Regions from separate parts of the Homo sapiens genome. Here region 2 is linked to region 1. A link is an interaction called in ENCODE POLR2A ChIA-PET data of the cell type or tissue named here. Cell type or tissue: Panc1. All regions are shown on one strand. Links, peaks and the distances in the headings refer to the core of each region. The heading gives the core; the rest is flanking DNA.

Region 1 (8,317 bases), core at 243-8,242:
CACCAGTACACCATCAGTCACATCAGTCAGTACACCATCAGTCACATCAGTCAGTACACCATCAGTCAGTACACCATCAGTCACATCACTCAGTACACCATCAGTCACATCAGTCAGTACACCATCAGTCATATCAGTCAGTACACCATCAGTCAGTACACCATCAGTCACATCACTCAGTACACCATCAGTTCAGATGGATCAGGAGTCCATGCCACATAGTCTTTTGAATACATGAAAGTTTTAGTGTTACGCGATGCAGTCTGTATTCTGTACCTTTCTTTGACCCAGAGTATTCCTGAGATTCTTCCCCATCGATTGCAGCTCTAGGTAATTGATTTTCATTGTTTGATCATCTACATAGCTGTATACAGTAGCTTCGTCTGACTCATACTGCGTTGAGCCCTGGGGAGCTTCTAGCATTTGCTGTTAGGGACAGTGCTTTTGTGCACATCTTGTCCATGTGTCTGGGGCACACATGCCAGCACCTACGTGTGAAGTTGCAGTGGCTGTTGCTTGGTACGTGCAAATGTCCAGTTCTGCAGGATAACGCAGACGTCTGCATATTGATACATATCGATTTTTCCAAGGTGGTTATGTAGATTTCCATTCCCCCCTGCAGTGCAGCCAAGTTTTGTGTAACCCACATCATCCTCAGCCTCACAACACTGTTTTCAGCAGGGCAGAGGGTGAAAAAGGCAGAAATAAAACTGCTGTTACTGGCATGTGATGTGATGTAATTTCCTAAATAGGGATCTCAGAACAGATTAGAGAGTTGAGCAAATTTAAGATCAAAATATAAAATCAATTCATTTTGTTAAACCAACAATTTAATTGGTTACAAAATGTAATTTAAAACATAATGCTTACAGTAGCAAAAAGGTATCTGGGGTAAATTTTAAGACAGATAAGATCTGCATGCAGAAAATATATAAACTTTATTGAAGGACATTTAAGGAAGATTTGCTTAATTCTCCTCTATGTTCAGAGAAAGGAAGATGCCAGGTGTCAGGTCTCCCAAAGTTGCTCTTAACATTCAATGACGTTCCCATCGACATCCAGCCACTTCTCTTTCCTGACAAGGTGACTAGAATTCACTGAGAAGAGTGCAAGTCCAGGATTAATTAAAACACTTGTGAAGAAGAGGGCCATTTGCCCTGCAAACACCAGCACTTACTATAAAGCTGTCGTGATGATACTTTGTGTGGTTCTGGCCACGAGAAGGGCTTAGAAGGAGGACAGCCTAGAACACTGAGCACACCGGGCCTCAGGGGTTTCTAAGTATTTATCATTCTCTGTTAAGAGGAGTCCTGAGTGCTTGGAGAAGCAGCTGATTCCAGGGCTGGGGCAGAAAGAAAGAAGGTGAATCTGGAACACATGGCAGGCATTTGTTATGAGGTACGGGAAAAAGTTTGAAAGGTGATCTGTTGCCTAAATTTGGGACAGTGAAAACTCCAAAATGAGTATTAAGAAGAAGGAACTGTGACTCATTGGAGTGGAGAAAGGGAATTTGGGAATCCGTAATGCTGCATCTAGAGAGAGAAAAGAATTCACAAATCCGTAATAAGGTTGAGTATCTGAAACACCCAAAGTCGGGAACTTTATGAGTGCTAACATGATGCTCAAAGGAGATGCTAATGGGGGCAGTTTGGATTTTCAGATTAGGGATGCTCGACTGTGACGCAGAATGCAACTATTCCCAAATCTGAAAGTAGATGTGTATTTGCATATATATAATATATATATATACACATATGTTCAGGTTTATATATACATTTATGTTTTTTATATAAATATATACATATATATAAAAGACCGAAACATAAATACACATATATATGTATATGCCTCATGCCTTTAACTTTTTTTTTTTTTTTTTTTGAGACGGTCTCATTCTGTCACCCAGGCTGGAGTGCAGTGGTGCAATCACGGCTCACTGCAGTCTCGACTTCCTGGGCCTAAGCCATCCTCCCACCTTAGCCTCCCGAGTAGCTGGGACTGTAGACACACAGCACCATGCCTAGCTAATTTTTAAAATTTTTTTGTAGAGACGGGGGTCTCAGTATGTTTTCTTTCTGGTCTCAAACTTGGACTTAAGTGATCCTCCCACTTCCACCTCCAACGTGCTGGAATTATAGGCCTGAGCCTGGCCAGTTAAAAAACTTTTCGACGGTGGAATACAGTCGAAATCTGTAGTAACGTTTCATGGCTTTCCCTGCTGATGTGAACATCCGGGTCTGTTCAGTTAACCTCTTACTCCAGGTTTGTTTTCCACTTTGGATGCCGGACATTGAGAATGTCACGCATGCTGTGCTCTTCCACATTCTGCAGGCTCCTCCTCAGCTCTCTTCTGGGATGAGGTTGGGTTCCATGGATCTGTTCAGTCTGGCGTTTGTGCTTATGCTCCCAGCAGTGCAGGGGGCAGCCCAGGGCGCCCTCTCACGGCTCCTTCCCGCCCTCAGGCACAGCTGTCACTGGCTGGCACGGCTGTCAGTCATTGGCCGGGCCCAGTGTTGTGGAAACCACCCTGTGATGTGTGAGGGTGTGTGTTTTGTTCTTTCCCTTAGTTACTTAAGGTGTGAGGGCGAATCAGGCCCCTATTACTGTTTTTGTTAGAAGTAGAAGTAACTTTAACACTTTAAAAAAAAACAATAGCATCTCTTTTTGACGCTGAGGGCAGAAACTATTTTTTTAATGTAAGATACTGAAAGCACTCATAAAGCAAAAGATTAAGGCATTCATATTCATGAAAAGTCTTTTCATCAAGAAACTCCAGAAGAAAATAAAAAACATGCCATTAACTGAGAGATACTTGCCTCACAAAAAACCTGCAGTGGTTTAGTATCTAGAAGTTATAAAGAACTACTATGAATAGGAAAAAGATACCATGATAGAAAAACTTAGCCAAAAAAAAAAATACATGCCTTCAGAGGAGAGGCGATACATGTGGCCAGTAAAATGAGCTGGGCATGGTGGCGCCCACCTGTAGTCCTACCTACTCAGGAGGCTGAGGCAGGAGAATTGCTTGAATCCAGGAGGCGGAGGTTGCCGTGAGCCGAGATGGTGCCACTGCACTCCAGCCTGGGTGACAGCGAGACCTCGTCTCAAAACAATAAAATAATGAAACAATTTTTTAAATGAATTGAATTTCCCTAGTGGTACCAAAACTTGCTTTAAGACTAAACTAAAAATCTGTCTTGCCATGGAAGGACATAAAAGGTTTATCCAGGCCGTTCACAAGCCGTATGTGTGTAGAGCCATGTGTATAGTTGCGGATCCAGTGCTGTGAAAACATACCGAAGAGACATGTTCTTGTGGATATGAGAAAAAAAAATAGGACCAAAGGACGTATTTTGGGGGTGGCATTTTGAGAAACCCACCTGTTGCTGCAGCATTTGAATTTGACTGTGGCGTGAGGCTGCGGTGCACATTCCTGTGCATGTTTTTACCAGCATGTGTTTTCCATCTCTCTGAGAATCTTCTTGTGGTCGTTGACTTTTCATACGTAACGTCTTGGGTGAAGTGTCCAGGTCTTTCACCCATTTTTTCTAAAATGGATTTTTTTTTTTTTTTTTGACAGGGTCTTGCTCTGTGGCCCAGGCTGGAGCACAGTGGTGCCATCACGGCTCACTGCAGCCTCCATTTCCTGGGCTCAAGTGATCCTCTTGCCTCAGCCTCCCAAGTAGCTGGGACCACAGAAGCGTGCCACCACACCCACCTAATTTCCAGAATTTTTTGTAGAGACAAGGGTCTCCCTTTGTTATCCAGGCTGGTCTCGAACTTCTGAGCTCAAGCAGTCCTCCCGTTTCAGCCTCCCAAAGTGCTAGGATTACAGGCATGAGCCACTGCACCTGGCCCGTGTGCCTTTATAGTGTTGATTATGCCTTCAGCACTGATACTATGCAGCCATCTTTAAATTCTTCCTGTTGGATTTATTGTGTCTTTATTTTCACTTCCCTGATTTGTATATTTCAATCCTGGGTTACTGTGTAAATCCCCAAAAAGTTTTCATTGCTTTTGCTTTTCTCTTATCCAGTCAAATACTTCTACCAACATCGGAGTAATTGAACATATTTTCTTCTCTCACCTAACCCACGGTAGCTGCTTTCTCTCCTCCCATCTCCTGTGTGACGTTTCTGGCGGGCTCTGCTGCTCCTTTATGCCTGAGCTCTTTTCTTTCCCACATCGTGGCTGCTTTCTGTGTCTCCTGCCCCCCTGCCCTAGAAGACGGGAGTCGGGGAGGTGGGGCTTCGATCCCCTCCTTGTCCCCCTTACAGCTCCTGTCTGCTTGGCCCTCATCCAACGTCTGCCTCAGGCCATTTGCTAATAGATGGGGCCTAATCTCGAGGATGGGTCCCTGAGGAGCGGCGTTGCCGGGGTCTTCTACCTCCACCACCCCTCCCCCGTTCAGGATTGTCACCATGACCCCTTGGTGTGCACAGTGCAGACTTAGTGTGGAGCTGAGGCAGGGCCTGGACTGAAACACTGTGTCTGATTTCCTTGCCTAGTGGGCATCCCCACCATCAGATGGTGCGGGGCAGAGGGGGACTACAACGTCATGGTGATGGAGCTGCTGGGGCCAAGCCTGGAGGACCTCTTCAACTTCTGCTCCAGGAAATTCAGCCTCAAAACCGTCCTGCTGCTTGCTGACCAAATGGTAAGGACTGTTTCCTGACAGTTGGCACACACTTGCTGTCTGATAGAATCAGCCACTCGCTTGTGCTGTTCTTGCCATTATTATGGCCATTAATTCACAGAGGAAATGGAAATTTGCTGAGCCTCAGCCTTGAGGCTGCAGTGGCTCAGCTCACTGGCTTCTCGAGGCTCCGGTGGCTCCGCTCACTGGCTTCTCGAGGCTCCGGCGGCCCAGCTCACTGGCTTCTCGAGGCTCCGGCGGCCCAGCTCACTGGCTTCTCGAGGCTCCGGCGGCCCAGCTCACTGGCTTCTGGAGGCTCCGACGGCTCAGCTCACTGGCTTCTCGAGGCTCCGGCGGCCCAGCTCACTGGCTTCTCGAGGCTCCGGCGGCTCAGCTCACTGGCTTCTCGAGGCTCCGACGGCTCAGCTCACTGGCTTCTCGAGGCTCCGGCGGCTCAGCTGACTGGCTTCTGGAGGCTCCGGCGGCTCAGCTCACTGGCTTGTCGAGGCTCCGATGGCTCAGCTCACTGGCTTCTGGAGGCCCCGGCGGCTCAGCTGACTGGCTTCTCGAGGCCCCCGGCGGCTCAGCACACTGGCTTCTCGAGGCCCCGGCGGCTCAGCTGACTGGCTTCTCGAGGCCCCGGCGGCTCAGCTGACTGGCTTCTCGAGGCTCCGGTGGCTCACCGCACTGGCTTCTCGAGGCTCCGGCGGCTCAGCTCACTGGCTTCTCGAGGCTCCGGCGGCTCAGCTCACTGGCGTCTCGAGGCTCCGGCGGCTCAGCTGACTGGCTTCTGGAGGCTCCGGCGGCTCAGCTCACTGGCTTCTCGAGGCTCCGGCGGCTCAGCTCACTGGCTTCTCGAGGCTCCGGCGGCTCAGCTCACTGGCGTCTCGAGGCTCCGGCGGCTCAGCTGACTGGCTTCTGGAGGCTCCGGCGGCTCAGCTCACTGGCTTCTCGAGGCTCCGGCGGCTCAGCGCACTGGCTTCTCCAGGCTCCGGCGGCTCAGCTGACTGGCTTCTCGAGGCTCCGGCGGCTCAGCTGACTGGCTTCTCGAGGCCCCGGCGGCTCAGCTGACTGGCTTCTCGAGGCCCCGGCGGCTCAGCGCACTGGCTTCTCGAGGCCCCGGCGGCTCAGCTGACTGGCTTCTCGAGGCTCCGGCGGCTCAGCGCACTGCACTGGCTTCTCGAGGCTCCGGCGGCTCAGCGCACTGCACTGGCTTCTCGAGGCTCCGGCGGCTCAGCTCACTGGCTTCACAAGGCTCCGGCGGCTCAGCTCACTGGCTTCTCGAGGCTCCGGCGGCTCAGCTCACTGGCTTCTCGAGGCTCCGACGGCTCAGCTCACTGGCGTCTCGAGGCTCCGGCGGCTCAGCTCACTGGCTTCACGAGGCTCCGGCGGCTCAGCTGACTGGCTTCTCGAGGCTCCGGCGGCTCAGCTGACTGGCTTCTCGAGGCTCCGGCGGCTCAGCTCACTGGCTTCTGGAGGCTCCGGCGGCTCAGCTCACTGGCTTCTCGAGGCTCCGGCGGCTCAGCTCACTGGCTTCTCGAGGCTCCGGCGGCTCAGCTCACTGGCTTCACGAGGCTCCGGCGGCTCAGCTGACTGGCTTCTCGAGGCTCCGGCGGCTCAGCTCACTGGCTTCTCGAGGCTCCGGCGGCTCAGCTCACTGGCTTCTCGAGGCTCCGGCGGCTCAGTTCACTGGCTTCTCGAGGCTTCTGGAGGCTTCGGTGGCTCAGCTCACTGGCTTCTCGAGGCTCTGGTGGCTCAGCTCACTGGCTTGGAGGCCACCTTCTCGGTACCAGCATAGCACGTTTCCATTCAGTGGGTTCCTCAGTCTCTCAGGAACACACGTGATTCCTAAGCACCTCCGTGCAGTTTCTCTGCTAATCCTGGTGTGTAGTCTGTGCAGAGAACAGTGCTGGGAGAGACCGATGTCTAGTGGCGGGTTGTCCCCTCTCTGTCGCCTCACCTCTCTGTTTTGTGGGAGCTGAAGGCAAAGCGCCTAGGCCTGTGGAGGGTGGAGTGTGGAGGGTTGCTGCAGGCACCTGGGGGAACAATTTGGTCAGTTCGGCATCCCCCTCGCTAATTGTTAAACTACCCTGCTGTGGCTGAGGGGCAGGAACAATGCAGCCACTGATGTAGTGTCCCACAGTTGAGCGGTCCCTCCCTGAGACTGCCCTGGGGTGCCATCTCGCGCCCTTGCTCTGCTCACAGATCAGTCGCATCGAATACATTCATTCAAAGAACTTCATCCACCGGGATGTGAAGCCAGACAACTTCCTCATGGGCCTGGGGAAGAAGGGCAACCTGGTGTACATCATCGACTTCGGGCTGGCCAAGAAGTACCGGGATGCACGCACCCACCAGCACATCCCCTATCGTGAGAACAAGAACCTCACGGGGACGGCGCGGTACGCCTCCATCAACACGCACCTTGGAATTGGTGAGCCCCTGGGCATGGGGTCACTGACCTGGGGTGCCTTTGGGCGCGTCCATGCCTCAGCCCAGGGAGAGGCCAGCCTCTCGGGGAGCTGGGGCTGCAAGCGTGTCATCAGACCTTTGCGGCAGACAGGCTGGCTCGTGACTGCCAGGTGTATGGGGGCAGGCGGATGCTGGGACATTTCTGAGTCACCTGTGATGTGTTTGGGAATTTCCTTAGTATGCATGAGGGGCAGCTCTGGGTGAGAGTGATCTGGGCATGTGTGTCCGAGGTTCGTCTCCACTGGAAGTGCCAGCTGGAGTGATCTGGGCATGTGTGTCTGAGGCTAGTCTCCACTGGAACGGCCAGCCGGGTCTTTTGCTTTGACGTGAGCACGCAAGTGCCGTTCTTCACGCCTTTCCCTTTTCTTTTCAGAACAATCCCGAAGAGATGACTTGGAGTCTCTGGGCTACGTGCTAATGTACTTCAACCTGGGCTCTCTCCCCTGGCAGGGGCTGAAGGCTGCCACCAAGAGACAGAAATACGAAAGGATTAGCGAGAAGAAAATGTCCACCCCCATCGAAGTGTTGTGTAAAGGCTACCCTTGTAAGTCTCTGGAGGCCTCTTCTCAGCGGAGCTGCTCACAGGGGTTGCATATGTGTCGGGTGTGCCGAGACGGCTCAGTCTGGGTTTTGTCAGAAGAGTTGCTCACCTTCCAAAGGGGTGGTGGCAGGAAAGCGGGGCGCTTTTGTGTATGGAGGTAACAGCCTGCCCTCCTGTTCATCTTGACTTACTTGCCAAGTGCCCATCAGCGTGGGGAGTACTTGGAGGCCCTGGAGAGATGGCAGGCAAGGCAGGCCCGAGCCTCAGGGCCCCAAGTGGCTGGAAAGGGATGGACAGGCAGTGGTGGGGCCTCTCTCTGCAGTGGCTGCCCTCTCTGGCCCCCTCCAGGAGCTCGGGAGATTTCCTTTGCATTTGTAGGATTGCCCCAGGATACACACCTCAAATGAAACTAAATTGTGCTTTATGACTTCTTTTTTTTTTTTAAGACACAGTCTCACTCTGTCGCCAAGGCTAGAGTGCAGTGGCGTGATCTCGGCTCACTGCAAGCTCCGCCTCCCGGGTTCATACCATTCTCCTGCGTCAGCCTCCCCGGTAGCTGGGACTACAGGCGCCCGCCACCACGCTCTAGAACTTTTTTTTTTTTTTTTTCAGTAGAGATGGGGTTTCACTGTGTTAGCCAGGATGGTCTTGATCTCCTGACCTCGTGA
Region 2 (8,317 bases), core at 90-8,089, 130 kb before region 1:
ACAAGAAACTTTTAAAAAATGTAGCTGGGCGTGGCAGTGTGCTCCTGTGGTCCCAGCTACTCGGAGCTGAGGCAGGACGACTGCTTGAGCCCAGGAGGTCGAGGCTACAGTGAGCTGTGACGGCTCCACTGCATTCCAGCCTGGGAGACAGCAAGATACTGTCTCAAAAAAAAATTTATCATTGAAGCCTGGGCATTTTAAAAAAATAAAAAGGTGGGAAAATACGTGGGCACAGCAGTGAATCCTCACACCCTGGGCTTTGCCCAAGAAGTGCTCGTGAACCTGATGAAAGTGTCGGGTGTGGCCGACGTGAGGCTGTTCCAGGAGCCACGAGGGGTGATTGGTTCCGCTAGAAGGTTCCAGGGAGGAACTGGAGTCTCAGGTGTGTCCTCTGATGAGTGATCTATTTTTAAGTAAAAGTGTTTCATTAAAGTCAAAGATGATTATTCCTTTCAAAATAAAGAATCTAGGAGGGCGAGTCCTGCTGTCGGGAAGGGAGATGTTTCCTGCTTCCGTCCGTGCTCCTGACCTGGCGGTGGCCCTGTCCCTGCTACCTGCGTGGACAGAGTCTCCAACACGCGGCAGCCACCAGAGCCAGGCCCGAGCGCACAGCCGTGCATTGCGAAAGCAAAGCCGAAACACGAGGTCGCCGTATGTCAGCCTGGGGAGTACAGAGCCCCAAGGCTGGGTTTCTTGAGTTGTGTGGAAAGCTCCGTGTACATGTCCCGAGTTCTCACGAACGAAGGGGAGGAAGCCACGAAAGCAGAGGCCACGACGGTGAAGTGGGTGGGGGGGTTCCGGGGAGGGGTTCTGGGGAGGGTTCCGGGGAGGGCTCCGGGGAGGGGCTCCGGGGAGGGGTTCCGGGGAGGGTTCCGGGGAGGGGTTCCGGGGAGGGTTCCCGGAGGTCTCCGGCTTTCTGCAGGGCCGAGGCCGGGAGGGCCTTAGTGCCGTGTGGGTGTGTGGTCGGGGCCTGTGAGGCCACAGGGTGAGCAAGGAAAGCCGTCCATTTTTATGTATGGGAGACTCGTTTTCAAAGGAAGGGAAACGGGCGTGACCCTCCCATCATTGGTCCCATCCCGGAAGACTCGTCACCATGGCCAGCCTGGAGCTGACTCTGTGTGGTGTGTGGGTCACTGCCAGGAACCCACGTGGCAGCCACCTCTCACCCCACCATGGTCACAGCCCTGGTGTGCAGCGTGGTGGCCTCTGCTCCCTCCACCTTCTCTCTTGATGGGGACCCTGGCCCGGCTCTGCCCAGCCCTGCTGTGCTTATCACCGAGATGGGAGCCAAGGGCCTGAGACACCAGCGGTGTGTGCCACGCCCACTCGCCACCTGGCACGTCTCCCAGGTCAGCGCTTGCTGCTGGACAGCTCTGGGCTGGGGAGCTGGAGGACCCGCGGCCAGAGGGTGGCCCCGTGAGCTCAGGGGTGGCTCAGGCATCAGGAAGGCTCCGTCCACACTGGACGCTGTCCCTGACTGCACGTCACTCTGTCACACCGTGGCACTGCCCAGTACCGGTCCTCGCCCTGTGATTTGGGGGTGCCCAAGCATTGCCCCTCACCTGGCCGGCCCATGCATTTTCTGTTCCTCTCCGTTTCTGTCCAGTCTCTGTCCCCTCTGTCTTGTCTCTGTCCTCCTCTGTCCCCTGTCTTGTCTCTGTACCCCATCCCCTCTGTCTTGTTTCTGTCCAGTCTCTGTCCATCTCTGTCCCCCTCTGTCCCGTCTTGTCTCTGTCCAGTCTCTGTCCCCCTCTCCCCTGTCTTGTCTCTGTCCATCTTTTTCCCCCTCTGTCCCCTCTGTCCATCTCTGTCCAATTTCTGTCCCCTTCTGTCCCCTCTGTCTTGTCTCTGTCCATCTCTGTCCAGTCTCTTTCCTGCCCTCTGTACCCCTCTGGCTGCTGTTTCTGTCTAGCCTCTGTCTGATCTCTGTCCAGCGTCCTCACATCTTAGAGCCTCCTGGCCCCCAAGGCAGGTGGGTGAGGGACGGAGCTAGGCCAGCTGGGAGCAATGAGAGTTATTTTCCATTTATTTCATTTACACATCTAAATAATTTGCAGAACATCAACGAAGCACGAGGCAGGAAGAGGACGAAACAGGAACAGCAGACGAGGAGGAGCTGAGGAGGCCCCTGTGCCTGCAGCAGTGAAAATGGATCCCGAGGCTCCTCGTGTTGGGGAAGAGGACGTGGGGTCCCCCGCAAGCCAGTCCATCTCCGTGTCGTTCTGGGGACGCCGGACACATACTGGAAATATCCGAGTTTCGGGAGAAGAGCGGGTCAGGCCCCTCGCCGTCCCCTGGACTCACTTTGCATGGCTGCACCTTCCTCCCCAGGAAGGGGCCCCGTGGCTCCTGTCTAGCGTCCCGGGAGCCGGCCACACCCTGCCGAGACACACCTTCTTTCTGCGTGGTCTGGGCCCCTTCTCCGTGTGTCTCTGTCCTTCCTGTCTGCTCCCAGCCCCAGCGTAGGGTGGGGATCAGGTCCTGGCCGGCTTAGGGCAATGCCAGGCAGCAGCCGCTCCCTCACAGACCCCAGGCTCCCAGCAGAACCTCCGGCGGCTCACCCTTGGGGGCTGGCCCCACCCCGCCTGCCAGCATGCCCTGCCTAGAGGGCAGGGGAGGGTCTGTGGCTGGAGACCAGGGCGGGTGCTCCGGGGAGGGTCTGTGGCTGGAGACCAGGGTGGGTGCTCGGGCCCCTGACAGACCCTACCTGGGCTTTCCTTCCCCCGTAGCCCCTTGTGAGGCCAGGCCAGGCTCACTGTCCCCACGTGCCCCTCGGCCCTGGGACCCCGCACCCAGGCCCTCCTGCTAGCCAGTCCTGCCCTGCATCTTCATTTCGGCTGGCGTGTGTGGCCGCCTCCCTGCTCTGGGCCCTCCCTGGGTGGCCGCGCCGTGTTCAGGGCTCTGGAGGATGCAGTCCTCAGAGGGGAGCCCAGACCCCTCAGCCCGGGTCAGAACTTGCTGGCATCCCTACCTCGCTGTCCGCCCAGCCCCCTTCCCGTGCTCTCGCCCACTGGCCCTGGAGTCCTGCCCATGGTGAGGTGGGTACGCTGGCTCCTGCCTCTCCTTGGGCCCCTCCCTCCACCCCTGAACCCACACCCCCCGGGACTGCCTCTTAGCGTCCCAGGGAGAAGGCTTCTGGCCCCCAGCTGCCCAGGGGAAGGCGGAGGGAGGATGGGGAGGAGAGCCTGGGACAGAGACAGCCCTTCCCCATCACTAGAGGCCAGGGGAAGGCGGAGGGAGGACAGAGACAGCCACTCCCCATCACTAGAGGCCAGGGGAAGGCGGAGGGAGGACAGAGAGGAGAGCCTGGGACAGAGACAGCCACTCCCCATCACTACAGGCCAGGGGAAGGCGGAGGGAGGACGGGGAGGAGAGCCTGGGACAGAGACAGCCCCTCCCCATCACTGGAGGCCAGGGGAAGACGGAGGGAGGACAGAGAGGAGAGCCTGGGACAGAGACAGCCACTCCCCATCACTAGAGGCCAGGGGAAGGCGGAGGGAGGACAGAGAGGAGAGCCTGGGACAGAGACAGCCCCTCCCCATCACTGGAGGCCGGGGAAGGCGGAGGCAGGATGGGGGAGGAGAGCCTGGGACAGAGACAGCCCCTCCCCATCACTGGAGGCCAGGGGAAGACGGAGGGAGGATGGGGAGGAGAGCCTGGGACAGAGACAGCCCCTCCCCGTCAGGCCCCAGGCCCAGCCCCGGCCTGACTCCCAGCCCCCGGGAGGAATTTTGGCTCAGGGTGGCCAGATTTGGCTGAAGGGCAGGGGGGCAGCGGCTCCAGTTTCCCGCCAACTCCTAGTTCTGGGGTGAGACACAGCTCTGTGTTTTTAATCGCGCTGTGGGGTGCCGGAGGCCACCTGGACGGACGGAGCCCGGCCCAACGCCCTGTGAGGACCCGTCAGTCCCAGGCACCTGCATGTGTCCACTCCCGGGATTTCCAGCACTGGGCCCCAGGCACAGCCTGGGTGGTCCTTCGAGCCGAGGTCCCTTAGCTGTGAAACAGGAGAGCACTCGGTTGGAGAGCAGCCCAGTGGTGGGCTCTGCCAAAGGGGCTCCCGTCGGGGCCATGAAATACCCAACAGCCCAGGCCGCTCGGCCTGTGGGTTGCTGTGGGCTTCAGGGAAGCGGGGGTGGGGGGGGGGGCTTGCCAGGAGGTCCCGTTGGGCTGGCTGGAGGTGACAGGAAGATCCCAGGCCTAGCTGGCAGTGGGGTCTGCAGGGGCCCCATGCGGGGAGGGCAGAGGGGGCTGGGGCTTGGACCGGAGTCTCCAGGCTGCTGACCGTTGGGGCTGTGTCCTGCTGTGACCTCACTCACCCCCCAGGCCCTCCCAGCCTGGGTCTCCTTGGCTGCAGGTGGGCAAAAGTGACAGACCAGAACTACCCAGCCTTGGGCCAGTGCCAGCCTGTGCACCTGTCCCGGTGGCTTGGGGCACGCGACGCCTCTGGGCCCTGGGTCAGTCCCAGGAGAACTGGCCTCCCCTGACCCCTGCATGGGGCTGGGCACTTGGCCTGGGAAAAGCCGGAGTCTGGAACAGCCTGGCCGTTGGCCTTGGCAGCCTCGCTTCCAGCTGGGACTGTCATCTGTCTGGAATTCAGATGGAAAAACCTGCCCTTGTGAGTGATGAGGGAAGGTGCCAGACAGCATGGGTTGCACCAAGTGCTTTCCTAGGGGCAGAAAGGGGCCCGTGCACCACGCCACCTCCCGGGGCTGACCCTCCAGGTGGCCAGGAGCGCACCTGTGATGCTGTGCAGGTTCAGGGCAGGAAGAGCGCAAGTCTTTGCCAAGCAGCTCCAGCCATCCTCCCCGGCCAGGGCCGCCTCACCCCACAAGCGCAGTCACTGCTGCCACCTGCAGCGGCGGGCCGCCTTGAGGTCCATTCCACGGGGATGGCCTCCCACAGCGGAGCGTGCCCGGGCAGGTAAACAGCGGAGCCTGCTGGTTGGAGGTGCAACCCACTTCCTGAAGCACACTGTTCCTGGAATGCCTGGGAGTTCAGCAGCTCTAAATGGCAGGTGCTTCTTTGTTGAGGAATAACTCATGTGAAGTGTGGCTTGGGGCCTTGAGACCCCTGCATCCACGCGCCGGTGCACCCCACCCTCCCCGCCGTGGACCCCAGAAGACCATGTCCTCCACGCTCTATTGGGAAGGCGGGAAGGTGGGACCTGGGGGTGTCTGAAAAAGCCCCTTTGAACTTGAGGCCAGTTTGGGGAACGTGGCGTCCACTCCCACTGCCCTGCAGCAGCTCTGGTCGGGGAGCAACGATCAGAAACCAAACCCCAGCCACGCCAGAGCCGCCTGGAGACAGGCCAGACGTGGGGCAGTCTGTGAGGGCGCCTGGCAAACCAATCACCCGCCGCCAGGCACCTGCCACCAGACATCCACCCCCCAGCCGGGGACACAGTTCATTCATGCGATCCTTTGCCCCCCAGGCATGGGCCACCTGCTGCCTTGTTCTCGGGACCAAGGCCCGCCCAGGACACCTTCTCCCTCACCATTTTTGCTCTGGGCTGAAGCAGCTGGGGGTGTGGGTGGAGGGTAGCAGGGGTGGGCATGGTGGGGGGATATGATAGTGCTGGAACCGAGCCCCTATCCTGATGCAGGGGGGGCCCCATCCAGGCTGCTCCACTGCCCAGGGCCTTCCAGGGGAGCTGCACACCCCACACAGCAAAGGCCTCTCCAGCACAGGCCCTACCATTTACCCCATAGGCCAAACCCAAATTTACAAAATCTCTGATCCAGCACAGTCAGTGTCTCACAAAGGGATTTTCAGTCGCCTTTTATGAAAAGAAATTCCTTTCCCAAGTGCACCTAATATCCAGTAAATTCCAGGTGCTTGCAGGGGGGAAACAGGAGGGCTCGTCCCTTGCCGGTGAGTGTCCGCGGCACGGCTGAAGCTGCTTTGGGGAACAGGGAGACAGCGAGACAGCTTCCACCTGCCCAGTGATTCCGCCCCTGGGTTCTACCCAGGGCAAACGAAAGCAGAGGCTGAGGCAGCAGCATTCACAGCAACTTCTTTAGCGACTGCCCACCCAGCGCTGGACCCAGACAGCCACCCCTTAGCAGCGGCAGCGATCCCTCGGCCAGGCCCCGGCAGCAGAAGGGAGGCAGCTGTGCTGCAAACTACTGGAGTCCGGACATGCAGGACCGCAGGCTGCAGGCTCCCATTTGTAAGGAATGCTGGAACCAGCAACACCTGCCAACGGCCTGCAGCAGGGATGCGCCTCGTGGGGGGGGGTTCAGGGTGCCTTGCAGCGGGGGTGGGGGGCCTTGTGGGGAAGTGAGTGGCATTGTGGGGAGGGTCCGGGGGCATTGCGGGGGGTGGGGGGCATTGCGGGGATTGTGGGGAGGGTCTGGGGGGCATTGTGGGGGGTGGAGGGACATGGCAGGGAGGGTCCAGGGGAGCCTGGCAGTGGTCGGGGCCGTGGGCACAGCAGAGCTGTGGTGCTGGGGGCAGCCAGCCATGGACAACGTCAACTAGGACCTGTTAGAGCCGGGGTCTTACTCTTGCTTTCAGGGCAGAAAGGACTTTTGCTGAAATCCCCAGCGGGGCACTCGACCCCTCTAGTGGGTTGTGCCATGCACTCCATTGTCGCCGCCCCCGACCGGCCCCTGGCACCGTGTCCCTCCTACCTGAGCAGGCTCTGACTCCAGCCCTGGACACAGCTGGGGTGGCCACGGTGACTGCTGAGAAGAGGGGCTGTCCACACAGCCTGGTGGCTTGGAGCCCCGGGACCCCCACACCTGGGTCAGGGTGGGGCCGGATGAGGTCTGAGTAAGGGAGTTGGGTGCCAGGGAAGGGCAGGGCCTGGGGTGGGAGGGGAGGAGGGGAGAGGAGGAGAAGGGCCTCCAGGGGTGGCCCAGGGGACGGGGGGCAACGCGTAGATGAACACGCAGGCCTGGGCCCAGCTCTGACCTCCCCAGCTGCAGGCCTCTCGCATGCCATGTCCTCCTCCTCCTCCAAGGCAGGCGCCCGACAGCCCCGTGTGCAGGAGACGCACAGCACTCACCGACCCCAGGCGTGACTACGTTTGAGGCAACCATGAAGGCTTCAGACATTCAAACTTCTTAATAGACCAGGCGTGGTGGCTCACGCCTGGAATCCCAGCACTTTGGGAGGCTGAGGTGGGCGGATCACTTGAGCCCAGGAGTTTGAGACCAGCCTGGGCAACATAGGGAGACCCCCGTCTCTACAAAAAATACAAAAATTAGCCAGGTGTGGTGGCGCGTGCCTGTAATCCCAGCTGCTCAGGAGGCTGAGGTGGGAGGATCACCTGAACCTGGGAGGCGGAGGCTGCAGTGAGCCGAGATCACACCACTGCACTCCAGCCTGGGCAACAGAGCAAGACCCCATCTTAAAAAAATTTAGTAACAATCCTGATTTTAAAGCTGTGTATACCTTTTGGGAGAAATCTGGAAAAGACTCAAAAGTATAAAAAGTAAAAAAACAAAAAACAAAAAAAAACTACCTAAAATTTCCCACCAAGGGCTAACACTGTTGCTTTTTTTTTTTTTTTTTTTTTGAGATGGAGTCTCACCCTGTTGCCCAGGCTGGAGTGCAGTGGTCTGATCTCAGCTCACTGCAATCTCTGCCTCCCGGGTTCAAGTGATTCTCCTGCCTCAGACTCCTGAGTAGCTGGGGTTACAGGTGTCTGCCACCGCACCTGGCTAATTTTTGTATTTTTAGTAGAGATGGGGTTTCACCATGTTGGCTAGGCTGGTCTCGAACTCCTGACCTCGTGATCCACCCGCCTTGGCCTCCCAACGTGCTGAGATTACAGGCGTGAGCTACCGTGCCCGGCCCACTGTTGCTATTTTAAAGTGTCCCTGTGAAGTCTTGATGCATACATGCACACACATGCACCCACACACGCCTACACAGCCATGTGTGCACATGACACAGGGTCGCAGTCTCACACACCACACTCCTACACAGCCACATGTGCACATGACACAGGGTCCCAGTCACACACACGCCACACTCCTACACAGCCACGTGTGCACATGACACAGGGTCCCAGTCACACACACACCACACTCCTACACAGCCACGTGTACACATGACACAGGGTCCCAGTCACACACATGCCACACTCCTACACAGCCACGTGTACACATGACACAGGGTCCCAGTCACACACATGCCACACTCCTACACAGCCACGTGTGCACGACACAGGGTCGCAGTCTCACACACCACACACCTACACAGCCATGTGTGCACATGACACAGGGTCACAGTCTCACAAGCCACACTCCAAATGCCACACTCTCACCACACATCCACACACATTCTTATTTGTTTCAAACGAAACCTG

The links. ChIA-PET counts read pairs that join two places held together with the same protein. Peaks named below come from ENCODE experiments on the same cell type or tissue, not always from the same donor. Only the 100,000 strongest peaks of a DNase experiment are listed, where the experiment ranks them.
Region 2: POLR2A ChIA-PET joins it to region 1 with 6 read pairs; 3 of 35 experiments call an interaction of 5 or more read pairs at or near these places.

Annotation. Positions count from the first base shown.
Region 1 is chr17:82,251,769-82,260,085 of GRCh38, reverse strand. CSNK1D (casein kinase 1 delta) reads left to right here. Exons shown (of 9, transcript NM_001893.6): 3 at 4,509-4,657; 4 at 6,842-7,070; 5 at 7,482-7,652. Among named protein-coding and RNA genes, the nearest start is that of CSNK1D, 18 kb to the left of the region's middle. RefSeq lists an enhancer at 6,586-7,785. In Panc1, for the core only: no CTCF peak of the experiment used is centred there; no DNase peak of the experiment used is centred there.
Region 2 is chr17:82,381,371-82,389,687 of GRCh38, reverse strand. OGFOD3 (2-oxoglutarate and iron dependent oxygenase domain containing 3) reads left to right here. Exons shown (of 9, transcript NM_024648.3): 9 at 1-478. It overlaps LOC124904092 (a long non-coding RNA gene), which reads right to left and starts at 4,864. Exons shown (of 3, transcript XR_007065959.1): 1 at 4,738-4,864; 2 at 3,915-3,994; 3 at 2,009-2,242. RefSeq lists an enhancer at 3,678-4,363. In Panc1, for the core only: no CTCF peak of the experiment used is centred there; no DNase peak of the experiment used is centred there; H3K4me3 peaks cover 490 bases; H3K27ac peaks cover 3,661 bases.